Regions from separate parts of the Homo sapiens genome. Here regions 1, 2, 3 and 4 are each linked to region 5. The links are chromatin contacts, found by Hi-C or POLR2A ChIA-PET in ENCODE. All regions are on one chromosome and are shown on one strand. Each heading gives the region's core, a stretch centred on a gene start or an enhancer-like site at or near the end of the contact. The rest is flanking DNA. Distances are from core to core; before and after follow the strand shown. Region 1 holds the start of PCGF1 (polycomb group ring finger 1). Region 2 holds the start of TTC31 (tetratricopeptide repeat domain 31). Region 3 has its middle 93 kb from the start of EVA1A-AS. Region 4 holds the start of MOGS (mannosyl-oligosaccharide glucosidase). Region 5 holds the start of POLE4 (DNA polymerase epsilon 4, accessory subunit).

Region 1 (3,020 bases), core at 207-2,706, 450 kb after region 5:
TAAGTTTTGACATATGTATATACCCATGATACCATCATCACCATAAAAATAATAAACATATCCACATCTCAAAAATTGTCCTTTGTCCTTTGTGTTTCATGTTTTATCAGAATCACTAGCTCTGAGAAACAGCACTCAACTGTGATGTTGAGAACAGGCGAAGGGGGACTCAAGGAAAACAGTCAAGAGGCCACTACAGAGGACAGATGATAGTGGCTCGGACCAGGGAAGTAGGTAAACAGGGGCTGTAACGAATAATTGATTAATCACTAATCTCATAACTTCTTGCTGCATATTCACTTCAATTCACTCTGAAGAGAAATGAACAAAAATGTCGCTTTCACAGGATAACCTCCCTTCAAAAAAGTCCGCTAGCTCCCAATTGCCCTCAGGCTAAAAATCGCAACTCTTTATGGCCCTGCTTTTTCTATTACCACTCTCAAATCTACATCTTGACCTTCCTGTCCTCTGGTCATTCCCCTCCACGTCCTTTCTATTTCACCACACTTCCACCCCCTCCCCCAAGTCTAAATTGTGCCCAAAGTCCCACTTTCTCCAGAAAGCCTTTTTTGAGGTCTCCATTGGAATCTCTCCCTTCTCGTATCTCCAGTTGCATTTGATGTTAATACCTCATAGCAAATTTATCCCTTTTTAAGTACCCAGAGCCGGCGGTGTAGAGCTCTCGAGCGAGCACCCCGCGTAGTCCCCAAGTGCGGGACTGGGCCTATGCTACTACAGGCGCTCGCTGCCTAAGCCTGTCTGTGTGTGGCAGTGTCCTAGTCGTCCTCCCCTCCTCCTTCGGCATCTGCTCTGCATTAGTCTGTCCCAGGCCTCCGCAGGCGCCGATGATTAAATCATCATCATTAACCAGGGCCTGCCCCCCCCATCCCCGGCAGCAGGGGGGAGAATGGGGGAATAAGATCACTACCAAGTCCCTGGGGGTCTCTCACTCCCCATCCCCCGGCACCCTCTCCGAGACTCTGCAAAGCCCAAGAAACTCCCTCCGTGAAGCCGGGAGAAGACCCGCCATCTGGACGAAGCTCCGCTACGCGGACGCCGACAGGGCGGCATTACGAGGAGAGGACCCAGGAGGGGCTTCTTCAGCAGGGTCGTCGTCACAGAAGACCGACGACCCTGAGCGGGTAGCGGGCACAGACTGCCAGGCCTTTGGGGGTAGGAGGGGGCAGTCTTTCGCAGGCTCCGAAAGTTAGTCTTGAGGTCGCGTAGGGCCTATTATGATGATTTCTACAGGAGGTTGAAGAGATAAGACCCTTCCCTGTGCTCCCCCCCCCCCACTCCTTAATTACGGATTGAGCAGGGGAGGGGCCGGTGGGGCTCAGGTGAGCACACAGGGAGAAAGGGACGTGGGCGGGGCCTTACAGAGGGTGAGCGAATCCGAAAAGACCTAGAACCTCGTTGCTGGGAGACAAGTCCCGCCCTGCAGGCGGCACCGGAAGTGGCCGGCTGGGATCAGCCTTTAAGATGGCGTCTCCTCAGGGGGGCCAGATTGCGATCGCGATGAGGCTTCGGAACCAGCTCCAGTCAGTGTACAAGATGGACCCGCTACGGAACGAGGTGCAAGGGCGGCAGGGTTACTGCTGTGGTCGGCCAGCGGTGCGAATTGGGGCGGGCTAAAGGACGGGCGGTGGCTGGCCGGGCGCCCAGTGCGCCTGCGCAGAGACAGAGTGCCCAGTGCGCCTGCGTGGTTGCGATCGGGTTGCCAAACTCCGGTTAGGACGCCTGCGCGTTGTGTCGCCGACGTTGTGTAGTCTCCCCTGGGAAAGGAGGGTCAGGCGAGTCCACGTGAGGGAAGCCCCCGCTGTGCGCGGAGCCCTCTGCTGGGCGGAGGGGGAGTGCCAGCCCCCAGGAGCTAATCCCCGGCTGATGGCGCAGGGCGCGGGGCTTGGCCGTCTAGTGTGATGAAGGAGGCGACCCCCAAGGTGGGAAGGCGCACGGGTTGGGGTTTGAGGGTGGATGATTGGTGACGGAGGGTGTATCTTCAGGAGGAGGTTCGAGTGAAGATCAAAGACTTGAATGAACACATTGTTTGCTGCCTATGCGCCGGCTACTTCGTGGATGCCACCACCATCACAGAGTGTCTTCATACTTGTGAGTGCCTTGGAGACTGCCTAGTTCTTCCAGTCCCTAGTCTTCACCAAGCTGACTGCCAGCTTCTGTGCGGCCTGCCTCACGCATCCAGGCACCCCACCCAGCCCATGAATCCAGTTTCCAGAGGGCCTGAGAATCTGCTTTTCTTTTCCTGCAGTCTGCAAGAGTTGTATTGTGAAGTACCTCCAAACTAGCAAGTACTGCCCCATGTGCAACATTAAGATCCACGAGACACAGCCACTGCTCAACCTCAAACTGGACCGGGTCATGCAGGACATCGTGTATAAGCTGGTGCCTGGCTTGCAAGACAGTGAGTCACCAACCTGACTTTGAGGGGCCTCTTGAGGACTAATTGCTGAGTGGCAGCTTGAGGTGACGGGTTTGGTAGGACTCACGTAGGCAGAAGGCCAAAGATGAGGGAAGGACAAAAAGTGAGGAAGGGCTAATACTTTATTCTTTTTTTTCTTTTTTTGAGACGGAGTCTTGCCCAGGCTGGAGTGCAGTGGCGCAATCTCAGCTCACTGCAAGCTCCACCTCCTGGATTCATGCCATTCTCCTGCCTCAGCCTCCTGAGTAGCTGGGACTACAGGCGCCCACCACCATGCCCAGCTAATTTTTTATATTTTTTAGTAGAGACGGGGTTTCACCATGTTAGCCAGGATGGCCTCAATCTCCTGACTTCATGATCTGCCCACCTCTGCCTCCCAAAGTGCTGGGATTACAGGCGTGAGCCACCGCGCCCGGCCCCGAAGGGCTAATACTTTATTCTCATACTTCACCTTCTTCTAGGTGAAGAGAAACGGATTCGGGAATTCTACCAGTCCCGAGGTTTGGACCGGGTCACCCAGCCCACTGGGGAAGGTATGTCCTTGGCCGCGGGACAGTAAAGACCCCAGAGCATTCTTCTTGCC
Region 2 (3,147 bases), core at 324-2,823, 480 kb after region 5:
AACCCAGTCTCTACTAAAAATACAAAAATTAGCTGGGACTGGTGGCATGTGCCTGTAGTCCCAGCTACTCAGGAGGCTGAGGCAGAAGAATTGCTTGAACCAGAGAGGCGGAGGTTGCAGTGAGCCAAGATCACACCACTGCACTCCAGCCTGGGCGACAGAGTGAGACTCCATCTTAAAAAAAAACAAAAAACAAAAAAACTCTGTTGCCTACTTGAGAACATCCAAACCCCTGTGCTAAGTCAAAGCCTTTCAAGCCATCTGCTGCCTTCTCTCCCACCCCATCTTTTACTGTTCCAACCAGATTCTCTACTCTGGTCTCACTTTGGTAAAGTTCTCTCAACTTTTCCTTGTTTTACTGTCTTTGCTCACACTGTCCCCTCCATCTATAAAAAGATATTTTTTCATTTTTTTTTTGAAATGGAGTCTCCCTCTGTTGCCCAGGCTGGAGTGCAGTGGTGTGATCTTGGCTCACTGCAACCTCTGCCTCCCGGGTTCAAGCGATTCTCCTGCCTCAGTAACCCCAGTGACTGGGATTACAGGCGCACACCACCACGCCCAGCTAGTTTTTCGTATTTTTGGTAGAGATGGCGTTTCACCATGTTGGCCAGGCTGGTCTCGAACTCCCGACCTCAAGTGATCCGCCCCCCTAGGCCTCCCAAAGTGCTGAGATTACAGGTGTGAGCCACTGGGCCCAGCTTTTTTTTTTTTTTAGACAGAGTCTCACCGTTCCCCAGGCTGGAGTGCAGTGGCACGATCATGGTTCACTGAAACCTTGACCTCCCGCGCTCAAGAGATCCCCCACCCACCACGCGGGCTAAATTTTTTAAAAACATTTTTGTAGAGATGGGGTCTCACTATGTTGCCCAGGCTGGTCTCTAACTCCTGGGCTCAAGCAATCCTCCCGTCTCAGCCTCCCAAAGTGTTGAGATTACAGGCACAAGCCACCGCGCCCGGCCTCCATCTTTTCCCAAGGAACTCGTACCCACTCCCTAATCCTCAACTCAGAGACCCTTGTCTGCTCAATTCTACCCACTTCGAGCATCTGTTACATCAGGATCATCCTCCTGATCCCCTGCCCCTCACTTGCCTAAGATCCTCAAGGGCATGGCCGGAGACTACAACTCCCCAAAGCCTCCAGAGCCCCGTCTGGCGCCCATCCGTCGCGGGTTTCTGCACAGCTGACTTCAAAGAGGCGTGACCAAAATGAGCAGGACTGGGGGAAACTGAGGGTCGCTTTTACCTCTTCGCCGTAATCCTCTGGACCGAATTCCTTGCAAAGTTTGGGTGCAGCAGCGACCTCCAGTGGGCAGCTGGGCCGTAGAGAGCAGTCTACAGGAAAGGAAGGCGGAGCCTCGTCAGCGGGCTCGGGACAGATGGGCTAGAGTCCTCCCCACTCTACCCTCGACTCTCCGCCCTCTGCATAAAATCCTACTCGAAACGTTCAGACCACAGGTGGACCCAAGAGGGGCTGCCTCTGCCCTCCTAGACCCCCACTGGTCTTGTCATACCGCTCACCTAGCTTGATCCGCCCCACAGTCTTTGGAATCGGCGCCATCGCATCTACAGTGACCCGGAAATGAAAGGTAGTCTAGTATTTGATACCAGCCAAAGGGCGGGGTGGGACAGAGTGGGCGGCCATGTTTGTTAGGGGCAGAAGCCTCCCATTACGGAGCACGAGAGAGTCCATGAAGGTCCCCGCGACTCCCGGACTGGAGAAAACGGCTCTTGCGATGGGGCGAAGTCCGAGCTGCGGCGGGCGTTGGTCCGTGCAGGGAAGTGGGAATCGTTAGGTTCGTTCTGGACCCGCCGCCCCATGGCCCAGGCGTCTCGCTCAGGTAGCCTGCCTCCACTCGTTATCGTGCCCCCGCTGAGGGCGCAACCCGGGGGCACTGGGGAGGAGCAGTGGGAGAGAAGTCGAACGGGCGGTCTTCGCTGGGAGGTTCACTGCTGGCCGAGCGGAACTTCTGGAGGGACGCCGTGGTGGCCGACGCCGGCGGATGTGAGCGAGGACTACGAGGCTGATGCTGCGGCCTGGAGGCGGGGGCCCGCAGGTGGCGGCCCGATCCCTCCCGCGCTGCAGCGTCTCCGGGCGGTGTTGCTGCGGCTGCATCGCGAGCGGGAGCAGCTCCTCCAGGCCCGAGACTGCGCCTACCACCTACAGTCGGCTGTGCGACTCATGAAGACCCTGAGTCCTGGCTCGCCATCCGGCGGCCCTAGCCCCTTGCCCCAGTGGTGCCGCGACCTGCAGCTGCACCCTTCCCAAGGGGCGGTTCTGCGAATCGGCCCTGGGGAGACTCTCGAGCCGCTGCTGCTAGCGCGCCCCATCGGACTAGCCGCCCAGTGCCTGGAGGCTGTCATCGAGATGCAGCTTCGCGCTCTCGGCCGGGAGCCCGCCAGCCCGGGCCTGTCGTCCCAACTCGCCGAGCTGCTCTTTGCACTTCCCGCCTACCACACACTACAGAGAAAAGCCTTGAGCCACGTCCCAGGGGCCGCACGTCCTTTCCCCACGTCCCGTGTGCTCCGCCTCTTGACGGGGGAGCGGGGTTGCCAGGTGGCAAGTCGGCTGGACGAGGCGCTCCAAGGATCGGCGTTGAGGGACCAGCTCCGCAGGCGGTGCCAAGAGGAGGGGGATCTGCTACCAGGGCTGCTGGGCCTGGTCGGGGGCGTGGCGGGTTCAGCCAGCTGTGGACTAGGGCTCGGAGGGGCTGGGGCCTTGTGGAGCCAATACTGGACCCTGCTGTGGGCAGCCTGTGCTCAGAGTCTGGACCTAAATCTGGGACCCTGGAGGGACCCCAGGGCAACAGCGCAACAGCTGAGTCAGGCACTGGGTCAGGGTGAGTGATGGGCTTGGGTGGGCGTTTGGGAAGGCTGGGGTCTCTTCCTTCCCCTTGGCCAACTCACTGACCTGCCATCCTGAAGGCAAAAGCAGGCCCTTTAGAAAGAACACCCCTGGGTTCAGACTATAGCTTCTGAGCTTTCAAGGCAAAGTCTTGCTTTCCACCCCAGTCCCGAGTCTTGGAGGAAGCATGCCTTCTTGCCTCATCATTGAGTGGGCAGGGGTTGTGGAAAGTGAGACCTTGTTTTCAGGCCCCAGAGTCATTTCTCCCACTAGCATCCCTGCCTCAGGAGTGTGAGAAGGAGCTG
Region 3 (3,219 bases), core at 10-2,509, 470 kb before region 5:
CTGCTCAGCTTTGTGGTTTTCTAGGCCCCAGTGGTGTGAGCTCACTAGTGAGATTTTCTAATCTGTGGATTACACAGTTCCATGGGAAAAGCACAGTTTCCCAGGCTGGATAGCACTCTTACTCACCACCTTCCTTGGCTGGGGGGTGGAAGCTCCCCTGTCCTGTGTGGCTCTCAGGTGGGCCACTGCACCATTCTGCTCTTCCTTTCTTTCTGTGGGTCACGCCAGCTGCCTAGGGTCAGTCCTGATGACAGAACCTGCATACCTTGGTTGCCGGTGCTGGATTTGCATGCTGTTTTGGTTCTTTTCAGTGGGAGCGTCTGATCACTGCTGCTTCTAGTTGGCCATCTTGACTGCAGTCATTCTTTCTATCTTAGAGCTTCTGATAGATGTGTAGTAGTATCTCACTATGGCTTTAATTTGCATTTTCCTAATGGCTAAAAACATAGAACATCTTTTCATGTGCTTATTTATCTTCTGTATTTGTTTTTTGACGAAATGCCTTTTCATGCCTCCTGCCCATTTTCTACTTGGATTGTTAGCTTTTTTGTTATTGAATTTGGAGAATTTAAAATATATATATATTCTTGACATTAGTCCTTTGTTGGGCATATGGTTTTAAAATATTTTATTCTCCTCTATGGTTTGCATTCTTATCCACTGTTACAGTTTTTTCTGATTCATTCTAATTCCTAGCCTCTTTCCTTCAATGCTGTCTTCAGAGGTATTTTAGTACCAGGAACTCCTAACATGAAAATCCTTGTAGGATTCCAGTAGAGACTGGAAAATTGTTTATAAAACTGGTAAAATTTACATAAATATCTGGATCTTAGCTTCTCCAAAAGAATCAGGTAATCAGGCAACACTGGTTTGCATTTATTTTGATAACACTCAGAACTCACTTTAGATAGTACTCTCTGAGTTTTCACTTTCTTCACTTTTTCCTGTTGGCTAATAACCAGACTGCTTTATTTACTTCTGTTAGAGTTTGTATATGGTTGGTTTGTCCCACCAAATCTTACATTGAAGTTTGATCCCAGTGTTGGAGGTGGAAACTACTGGGAGGTATTTGTGTCACTGGGGGTGGATCCCTCATGAATAGATTAATCCTTTCTCTGGGGAGGGGTTGAGATGAATGAGTTCTCATACTATTAGTTCCCATGAGAGCTGGTTATTAAAAAAGAACCTAGAGTTTCCTTCTCTCACTTCCTCTCTTACCAGGTGATCTCTGTACACATTGGCTCCCCTTTGCCTTCTGCCATGAGTGAAAGCAGCCCGAGGCTTTTGCCAGATGCAAATGCCCAATCCTGAACTTTTCAGCACTCCAGAATTGTGAGCCAAATAAATCTTTTTTCTTTATAAATTGCCCAGCCTCAAGTATTCTTTTATAGCAGGACAAAATGGACTAAGATGCTTCTTTACCTGCCTAGCCCTGGTAGGCATTAAGATTTTAACCCCTGGCTGACACAGTACAGTTTAAATTCTCTTGCATGATATGGTAGGCTGAATTATGTTCCCCAAAAACACCTAAGTCCTTGTAAAACAAAAATAAAATTCTAACCCCCCCACCCCCACCCCAACCATCTGAATGGACTTCCTCCTCAGCCAGGACACTCTTAAAATTTAACCTGAAAGATTGGTTCAGGCCATTGCAGGAAGTGGGGCTCAGACATGCCTCATTACGCCTCTCTGGCATTAACATCAACACAGACCTTAAGTCTGATAAGAAGTATTTACAATCTATTCTCTCTGAAGCCTGCTACCTGAAGACTTTCTCTGCACACTAAGAACTTTAGTCTCCACAATCCTTTATCTTAACCCAGACATTATCTATTTTCTTTCTATTGATCCCAGGTCTTTATATAAACTCAACCATTTGGCAACCAGAAAATTTAAAAATCACCTATAATCTGGAAGCTCCCCCCAGCCCCCCACTTCAAATTGTCCTGCCTTTCTGAACTGGACTCATGTATTTCTTAAATGTATTTGATTGAAGTCTCATGTCTCCCTAACATGTATAAAACCAAGCTGCACCCCAACTTACACAGCGTCCATGTGAAGAGACCACCACAGGCTTTGTGTGAGCAACAAGGCTGTTTATTCCAGCTGGGTGCAGGCGGGCTGAGTCCAAAAAGAGAGTCAGAGAAGGGAGATAGGGGTGGGGCCGTTTTATAGGATTTGGGTAGGTAGTGGGAAAATTACAGTCAAAGGGGGTTGTTCTCTGGCTGGCAGGGGCAGGGGACATAAGATGCTCAGTGGGGGAGCTTTTGAGCCAGGATGAGCCAGGAGAAGGAATTTCACAAGGTAATGTCATCAGTTAAGGCAGGAACAGGCCATTTTCACTTCTTTTGTGATTCTTCAGTTACTTCAGGCCATTTGGATGTATACGTGCAGGTCACAGGGGATATGATGGCTTAGCTTGGGCTCAGAGGCCTGACACAACCCCCTTGGGCACGTGTTCTCAGGACTTCCTGAGGGCTGTGTGACAGGCTGTGGTCACTCGTATTTGGCACAGAATAAATCTCTTCAAATATCTTACAGAATTTGCCTCTTTTTATTGACATCCTGATTCCTAGAACCTGCAAATACGTTACCTTATGTAGCAAAAGGGACTTTGTTGAGGTTGATTAAGTTAAGGATCTTGAGAGGGGGAATTATCCTGGATTATCTGGATAGGCTTGATGTAATCACAAGGGTTCTTACAAAACAAGAGCAGAAGGGACAGGGTCAGAGACGAGATGTGGACAGAAGCAGAAGCTGAAATTATGCACTTTGTAGACAAAGGTAGAGGCTGCAATTCAAGGGATGCAAATGGCCTCTAGAAACTGGAAAAGGCAAGAGAACAGATCTCCCATTGAATGTCCAGAAGCAGTGCAGCTCTTCTGATACCTTGGTTTTAGCCTGTAAGATCTATTTTGGATTTCTGACCTTCAGAATTGTAAGCTAATACATCTGTGCTGTTTAAGCCACTAAGTGTATGGTAATTTGCTACAACAGCAACAGGAAACTAGCACTCACAGTGTTTAAGTTTATTTACTACCTGACTTCAACAAATCCCTGAATGCTGGTTTCTTTCCCCTTTGCTCCATTCTCTGTATACCCTATAGTCTCCACATGAAATTACTCATCATTCCCCAGGACACCATGTTTTTCACATCTCCATGTTTTTGAGTCATGCTTTTTGCCTAAAATTCTATCTCTTTCCATAAAACTTCTAGA
Region 4 (3,116 bases), core at 48-2,547, 490 kb after region 5:
CGAGACCAGCCTGGCAAACCTGGTGAAACTCCATCTCTACTAAAAATACAAAAATTAGCTGGGCGTGGTGGTGGGCACCTGTAATCCCAGCTACTCGTGAGGCTGAGGCAGGAGAATCACTTGAACCCTGGAGGCAGAGGTTGCAGTGAGCCGAGATCATGCCATTGCACTCCAGCCTGGTGACAGAGCGAGACTCCGTCTCAAAAAAAAAAAAAAAAAAAAAATGGGTATGGTTCAACATGCATTGAGTGCTGGCATTGTGCTTCTAGACTGTGAACTTGAGGTTGGGGCCATTTTCTCTGAGTCCCCAGCACCTTGCATAATGCGATATAGGGTGTACAATAAACATGTGTTGAATTTATAAATATTTAGCATCTGCCTTATGCCTATAATTGATTAGTACTGTGATACAAAGATGAAAAATGAAACAGGTATGTAATAAGTGCTACAATAAGGATGTCGACAAATGCAACGGTAGCAAGAAAGACAAAAACAGGACTAACCATTGGGTTTGGTCAGATGATTTCATAAGCAAAAAGTCTACCACTAGTGGAGAGTGGGGCCACCAGTCAGATTATAGTGAAATATAAGTGGTCGTGTTGCATAAAGCATCAGTCTCTCTCTCTCTCTCTCTCTCTCCCTCCGTCCCTCCCTCCCTCCCTCCATCTCTCTCTCTCTCTCTCTTTCTTTTTTTTTGAAACAGTTTCACTCTTGTTGCCCAAGCTGGAGTGCAATGGCGCAATATCGGCTCACTGCAACCTCCGCCTCCCAGGTTCAAGCAATTCTCCTGCCTCAGCCTCCCGAATAGCTGGGATTACAGGCACCCACCACCACACCCGGCTAATTTTTGTATTTTTAGTAGAGATGGGGTTTCACCAAGTTGACCAGGCTGGTCTCCAACTCCTCATGTCTGGTGATCCACCTGCCTCGGCCTCCCAAAGTGCTGGGATTACAGATGTGCGCCTCGGTGCCTGGCCACATCAGTCTTTTTTTTTTTTTTTTGAGACGAAGTCTCGCTCTGTCGCCCAGGCTGGAGTGCAGTGGCACAATCTCGGCTCACTGCAACCTCCGCCTCCCGGGTTCAAACGATTCTCATGCCTCAGCCCAACGTTAGATTGGTTTTTCCGAGCCTGTGAACTCCATGGGGTCGCCAGATAAACGCAATCCCGGTGGACCAACGCCCAGGACAGACGCTACGTACCAACCCTGTGTCAAGCCGCAGGCAGCGGTTCCGGACTCTGGGACTTAACCTAACGTGGCGGGGCGGGACTTCCGGCGGGAGGCGGAGGCGGAGGCGCAGGCGCTGGCTGGCAGGTGTCGCTAACCGGACGGTGGTCGCCAGGGCGAGAGGCGGGAGCCGGAGAGGTGAGGCAGGACCCGGGCTCCACTGCCGCCTCTCCGAGCTCTTGTGACGCGGACCTCAGTGCCAGGATGGCTCGGGGCGAGCGGCGGCGCCGCGCAGTGCCGGCAGAGGGAGTGCGGACAGCCGAGAGGGCGGCTCGGGGAGGCCCCGGGCGACGGGACGGCCGGGGCGGCGGGCCGCGTAGCACGGCTGGAGGAGTGGCTCTGGCCGTCGTGGTCCTGTCTTTGGCCCTGGGTATGTCGGGGCGCTGGGTGCTGGCGTGGTACCGTGCGCGGCGGGCGGTCACGCTGCACTCCGCGCCTCCTGTGTTGCCTGCCGACTCCTCCAGCCCCGCCGTGGCCCCGGACCTCTTCTGGGGAACCTACCGCCCTCACGTCTACTTCGGCATGAAGACCCGCAGCCCGAAGCCCCTCCTCACCGGTAACCGGGCCCCAGGGCGGGCAGGCAGGCGGACTCCTAATCTGGGCGCCCCAGCTTGAAGCGAGAGCAAGGGTGGGAAGGAATGGATCAGGAGAGTTATGAAGAGGGATGACCCGGAGACCCGGAGGGACAGGTCCCCTGCTCTTTGACTTACGTGGCCATTCTACCCCCAGGACTGATGTGGGCGCAGCAGGGCACCACCCCGGGGACTCCTAAGCTCAGGCACACGTGTGAGCAGGGGGACGGTGTGGGTCCCTATGGCTGGGAGTTCCACGACGGCCTCTCCTTCGGGCGCCAACACATCCAGGATGGGGCCTTAAGGCTCACCACTGAGTTCGTCAAGAGGCCTGGGGGTCAGCACGGAGGGGACTGGAGCTGGAGAGTGACTGTAGAGCCTCAGGTCAGGGCCTCAGGACACCCTTTTCTCAGCCCAGACCCCCTCCATCCTTCCCTTGCTGCCAGCAAATGCAGCATGAAGTGGGCTCTGGCTGCCTGGCTTAAATCCTGCCTTAAACAACTGCCTGTATAACCATTTCTATTTACCATCTCTAAGCCTTGATTTCCTTGCTTGTAAAATGTACAATGTAGATAATAATAGCACTTAACTCACAGGACTGTAAGAATTAAATGAAAAAGAGGCTGGGCGCGGTGGCTCACGCCTGTAATCCCAGTACTTTGGGAGGCCGAGGCTGGCGGATCACCTGAGGTCAGGAGTTCCAGACCAGCCTGACCAAAATGGAGAAACACCGTCTCTACTGAAAATATAAAATTAGCCGGGCGTGGTGGCGCATGCCTGTGATCCAAGCTACTTGGGAGGCTGAGGCAGGAGAATTGCTTGAACCAGGGAGGTGGAGGTTGCGCTGAGCCGAGATCGTGCCATTGCACTCCAGCCTGGGCAACAAGAGCAAAACTCCATCTCAAGAAAAAAAAAAAAGCCAGGCGCGGTGGCTCACGCCTGTAATCCCAGCACTTTGGGAGGCTGAGGCGGGCGGATCATGAGGTCAGGAGATGGAGACCATCCTGGCTAACACGGTGAAACCCGGTCTCTACTAAAAATACAAAAAATTAGCTGGGCGTGGTGGCGGGCGCCTATTGTCGCAGCTACTCGGGAGGCTGAGGCAGGAGAATGGCGTGAACCTGGGAGGCGGAGCTTGCAGTGAGCTGAGATCGCGCCACTGCACTCCAGCCTGGGCGACAGAGCGAGACTCCGCCTCAAAAAAAAAAAAAAAAAAAAAGAATTAAATGAAATCAACTGTGTAGAGTTCTTAGTGTAGGACATAGTACAAAAGTATACTGTTATCTCCCAGGGCACCCAGTGCAAGGCTCTTTATCT
Region 5 (3,210 bases), core at 677-3,176:
AGTCTTATTGCAGCAAAATAATCACTTCACACAGATTGTTGAAGAAAAAAGAACAAGCGGTGACCCTTTAAATGTTAACAATTGTTTCTGATCTGTAACATGATGAGGGGGGGCAAGCCTGACATTTAGGGATGGCGATCAAAGTAGGAATCGAACTTTCGAATTCATCTAACTCCACTGGGATCTTTATATTCCCTCCTATTTCTTTATGGTTAGCAATTTTCAGGTAGAAATTTTAATTCCCCAAGGGAGAAAACTGAACCTCACTAGGTTTAGCAAGTTACTTTTTTCTATCCTAATAGCAAGTGCGGAGAATTATCCCTACACAAACAAGAAGCAGGCATCCGTTTTATGAGATTTTGAATTTCACATCAACATGCAAAAGACAGGCGGAAATGATTGCCCACTGAGAGGGAACTCACCTTCCAGAAAAGCAAATTCATCCACAGCTTCTATTGCATTATCTGAAACACAAGGAAAAGAGACACCTGACTAACTTCAGCCATGCTGACCTCAGTCAGAAAACAGCACAATCTGCAGTGAAGGGCATGAGGCTTTGGGCAAATGAGGGCATTTATAAGATGCGTCCCTTGCTGCCTTGAGATCCATATCTACTCTACCAGCAACTCTTATATATATTAGCTGTCTCCCTAGAAGAGTTAAGAAAAGCATAGGCAAATACCATTCAACGCGGGGGTTGGGGGCCTCCTAAATTACCCCTAAATTATTTATTCGCTTTGCTCTTAAAGTTGTCAGAGAAGAACGTGGCAATAGACGCAGGGCGCATGAGAATACGGTATACGAAATCTTACCCAGGTGAGGGTTCCCAGCCAGACAAGAGTCAGAAATCAAATCCCCAGTTGCTAGGTGAAAAAGAAATATCTTTTTCTGGTGCAATTTGGCAGAAGGTATGAAGGGATCCAGTCCGCTACGGCAACCCCAGACACCTTCACACACTGCCCCGCCACCCCAAGCAGACAGCCTCTACAGGTAGGGCTTCCTGGCACTGTGGCCAACAGAAACCATCCTGGGGAGAGACGCTGTGGCACCTCTCAGATCAGAGTGACGTCTTCTCAACCTGCACAAGGGGAAACCAGCCCAGCCCTCCCTTGTCTGTCCCCAGACACTGCAGTGCCACTCTACCCAAGTCTCTCCTCTGAAGGGTTTTCCTTTTTCCCTGCTGAGCGCAACAGTAGGCATCTTTTGCAATGGTCTCCACAAACAGTTCCTGTGAAGTAAAAAAGCAAAGTTTTAGTAATGGGTTCTAACACACTGAGGAGGTGAGGGCTCCGGTTTGTGGGTGGGGGCAGAAAGGGAGAAGAAAGGCTCGGGGCAAGAAAATGTTCTGGAAGCTAAGATTGTCCTGGACTTCATGAAGATCCATTCCGCTACCCTCTTCCCAGTATTCTCCCTCATTCACTAAAGACTCCTACAAGTTCTGTACGAGGCCCTGGAGATACAAATTAAAGTCACTCACTATCCAGGTCCTCAACAAGAGGGAGGAGTGTTAACAAAACTCGCACAGGTCCCCGGCCCCTTTCCTCCGCCTTCCGGGTCCACGCCCACATCTCAAAACCCGGGCCACGCCGCCCTAAGCCCCGCCCGCGGGAGGCCCCGAGGCCCCGCCCCACACTCCACCTCCCCCACTCCCGCATGCCCTCGCGCTGCAGGCGCACCGCGGCTCGTGCCAGAATGAAGATGGCTTCCTGTCCCGCTAGCGTCACGTCGGGATCTGCCTTCACCAAGGCCTTCACTCGCGCCAGAGGCAACCTCGAGAGACGAGCCCCAGGCACACTCGTTGGGGCCTGGGGCTGCGAGGCCGCTGCCTCCCCAGCAGGTCCCTCCTCCTCTCGGGGCGTCCCGCTTCCTGCCGCCGCCGCCGCCGCCATCCCGGCCTTGAGCGTGCTGCGCGCGGCCGCCGACTGTGCGCGCGCATGCGGCGCAGGCCCTTTCCCGCGCGGGCTGGAGGCCACACCCTGTGTAGGCGCGCGGCTCCGCCCCTACGCGGCAGTGCGCTGCCAGGAAACCGGGTGGGCGGGGGTCGGGCTCCGGCTCTTCCCACGCGCCTAGCCACCCGTGGGCTGTCGTGCACTTGGTTGACGCTACCGGCGACCCTCTGGCCCCGACGGGCCTGTGGAGCCCAGGCACCTCCCATTGGTGCCTGTGCCTGGCTGGTGAGGGGAGAAATCTAGACCAGGCTCGCAAGAGAGTCTCCGTCAAAACAGAGTGTGCATATTCCAAGGCTAACGAGGGCACGTGTCCGAGGGAGGCCCGGCCCTGGAGGGCCCAGCATCGTGGAAGAGGGTGCCAAGGAGGCAGCGAAATCTGGACCAAATTCAAGGATAACCAGTTATAGATGCTCTTGAAGGAGGGGTAGGGCTTTTGGCAGGCAGAAATGAAGAAATTCAGCCCAGCCAGAGGAAACAAGAAAAAGTCATGGAGGCTAGAAAAGATGAAATTGTGGTGGTGAGGCATCCACGTTTGTTCAAAAAGAGGTTGCATCACAGCTTTGGTTCTCAAATTTGACCTCAAGATCCCTTTACGGTCTTAAAGATTGTTAAAGAGCCCAGGGAGCTTTTGTTTCTGTCAGTTATATCAATACTTACTATATTAGAATTAAAGTTTTAAAATATTGATTTAAAATTACTAATGCGTTACCAGCTAACAAACAACATTTTTATGACAAGTAATTTTTTTTAAATCTAGTAAGAAAAGTCTCTAATGTCTGATTTCATGTGAGAACTGGATTCTCTAGCTGCTTCTGTTGCTAACGTTAGCACTTCTCAGGTAGCTCTTAAAAAACTACTACATCTTGAGAGAATGTGAATGAAAAAGGCAACCTCATAGTAGTATTAAGAAAATAATTTTGGCCTCATGGACTCCTGAAAAGGGTCTCCAGAAAATTCCCACCCCCATGAATCCCCACACCACACTTGGAGGTCTGATAGCGTAGAGGAACAGTTAATATTTAAAATAGGTTTAATCTAAGTCAATCATAATAATAGTGAACACCTTTAAACATTTACTATGTGCATGATTCAAAGTGTTTTAGATTTATGTAAATCATAACTTCTGTAATTTTCACAATACCCTATTGAGGTAAATATTATAACCTTCTTTTTCAAACCTTATTTGAAAAAATTGAGGTGCAGAGTGGTTACTGAGTCGCATACACAGGGCAGAATGTGGTGAAGCCAAGATGAAGCTGAA

Evidence for each region. Hi-C counts contacts between places; a loop is a spot of excess contacts on that map. ChIA-PET counts read pairs that join two places held with the same protein, here RNA polymerase II (POLR2A). Pooled maps may share reads with other maps.
Region 1: a map of naive thymus-derived CD4-positive, alpha-beta T cell shows a loop between it and region 5 (26-fold over the local background). The contact joins the promoter of PCGF1 here to the promoter of POLE4 in region 5. A Hi-C loop is called at or near these places in 1 of 168 maps with a recorded cell type or tissue (naive thymus-derived CD4-positive, alpha-beta T cell) and 12 of 50 pooled maps. POLR2A ChIA-PET finds 5 or more read pairs at or near these places in 1 of 52 experiments (OCI-LY7).
Region 2: a pooled map shows a loop between it and region 5 (8-fold over the local background). The contact joins the promoter of TTC31 here to the promoter of POLE4 in region 5. A Hi-C loop is called at or near these places in 7 of 50 pooled maps. POLR2A ChIA-PET finds 5 or more read pairs at or near these places in 2 of 52 experiments (GM12878 and activated naive CD4-positive, alpha-beta T cell).
Region 3: a loop to region 5 is called in a map of GM12878, with 2.8 times the contacts of the local background. The contact joins the enhancer-like site here to the promoter of POLE4 in region 5. A Hi-C loop is called at or near these places in 1 of 168 maps with a recorded cell type or tissue (GM12878), 16 of 37 single-sample maps with no recorded cell type and 6 of 50 pooled maps.
Region 4: a loop to region 5 is called in a pooled map, with 4 times the contacts of the local background. The contact joins the promoter of MOGS here to the promoter of POLE4 in region 5. A Hi-C loop is called at or near these places in 1 of 168 maps with a recorded cell type or tissue (CD8-positive, alpha-beta T cell), 1 of 37 single-sample maps with no recorded cell type and 11 of 50 pooled maps. POLR2A ChIA-PET finds 5 or more read pairs at or near these places in 2 of 52 experiments (PC-9 and activated naive CD4-positive, alpha-beta T cell).

Annotation. Positions count from the first base shown.
Region 1 is chr2:74,506,131-74,509,150 of GRCh38, reverse strand. PCGF1 (polycomb group ring finger 1) reads left to right here and starts at 1,456. Exons shown (of 9, transcript NM_032673.3): 1 at 1,456-1,575; 2 at 2,004-2,109; 3 at 2,267-2,419; 4 at 2,899-2,970. The coding sequence starts at 1,483. RefSeq lists enhancers at 647-706, 1,447-1,626, 1,263-2,193.
Region 2 is chr2:74,481,507-74,484,653 of GRCh38, reverse strand. TTC31 (tetratricopeptide repeat domain 31) reads right to left here and starts at 1,573. Exons shown (of 13, transcript NM_022492.6): 1 at 1,519-1,573; 2 at 1,244-1,332. The coding sequence starts at 1,558. It overlaps CCDC142 (coiled-coil domain containing 142), which reads left to right and starts at 1,656. Exons shown (of 9, transcript NM_001365575.2): 1 at 1,656-2,837; 2 at 3,116-3,147. The coding sequence starts at 1,817. RefSeq lists enhancers at 1,144-1,253, 1,574-2,113, 2,224-2,343, 2,414-2,513.
Region 3 is chr2:75,429,916-75,433,134 of GRCh38, reverse strand. No RefSeq gene overlaps it. Among named protein-coding and RNA genes, the nearest start is that of EVA1A-AS, 93 kb to the left of the region's middle. RefSeq lists enhancers at 39-308, 319-398. Within about 2 kb of position 1,259, at least 3 of the 41 ENCODE cell types and tissues checked have a DNase peak (open chromatin) inside an H3K27ac peak, as active enhancers do; they include GM12878, where a contact is called at or near this core.
Region 4 is chr2:74,463,563-74,466,678 of GRCh38, reverse strand. It overlaps MOGS (mannosyl-oligosaccharide glucosidase), which reads left to right and starts at 1,297. Exons shown (of 4, transcript NM_006302.3): 1 at 1,297-1,783; 2 at 1,957-2,183. The coding sequence starts at 1,432. RefSeq lists a silencer at 1,511-1,730.
Region 5 is chr2:74,957,359-74,960,568 of GRCh38, reverse strand. POLE4 (DNA polymerase epsilon 4, accessory subunit) reads right to left here and starts at 1,926. Exons shown (of 4, transcript NM_019896.4): 1 at 1,677-1,926; 2 at 1,144-1,228; 3 at 423-464. The coding sequence starts at 1,889. LOC105374809 (a long non-coding RNA gene) reads left to right here and starts at 1,690. Exons shown (of 5, transcript NR_187884.1): 1 at 1,690-1,837. RefSeq lists silencers at 1,478-1,717, 1,788-2,047 and enhancers at 1,339-1,839, 1,840-2,340.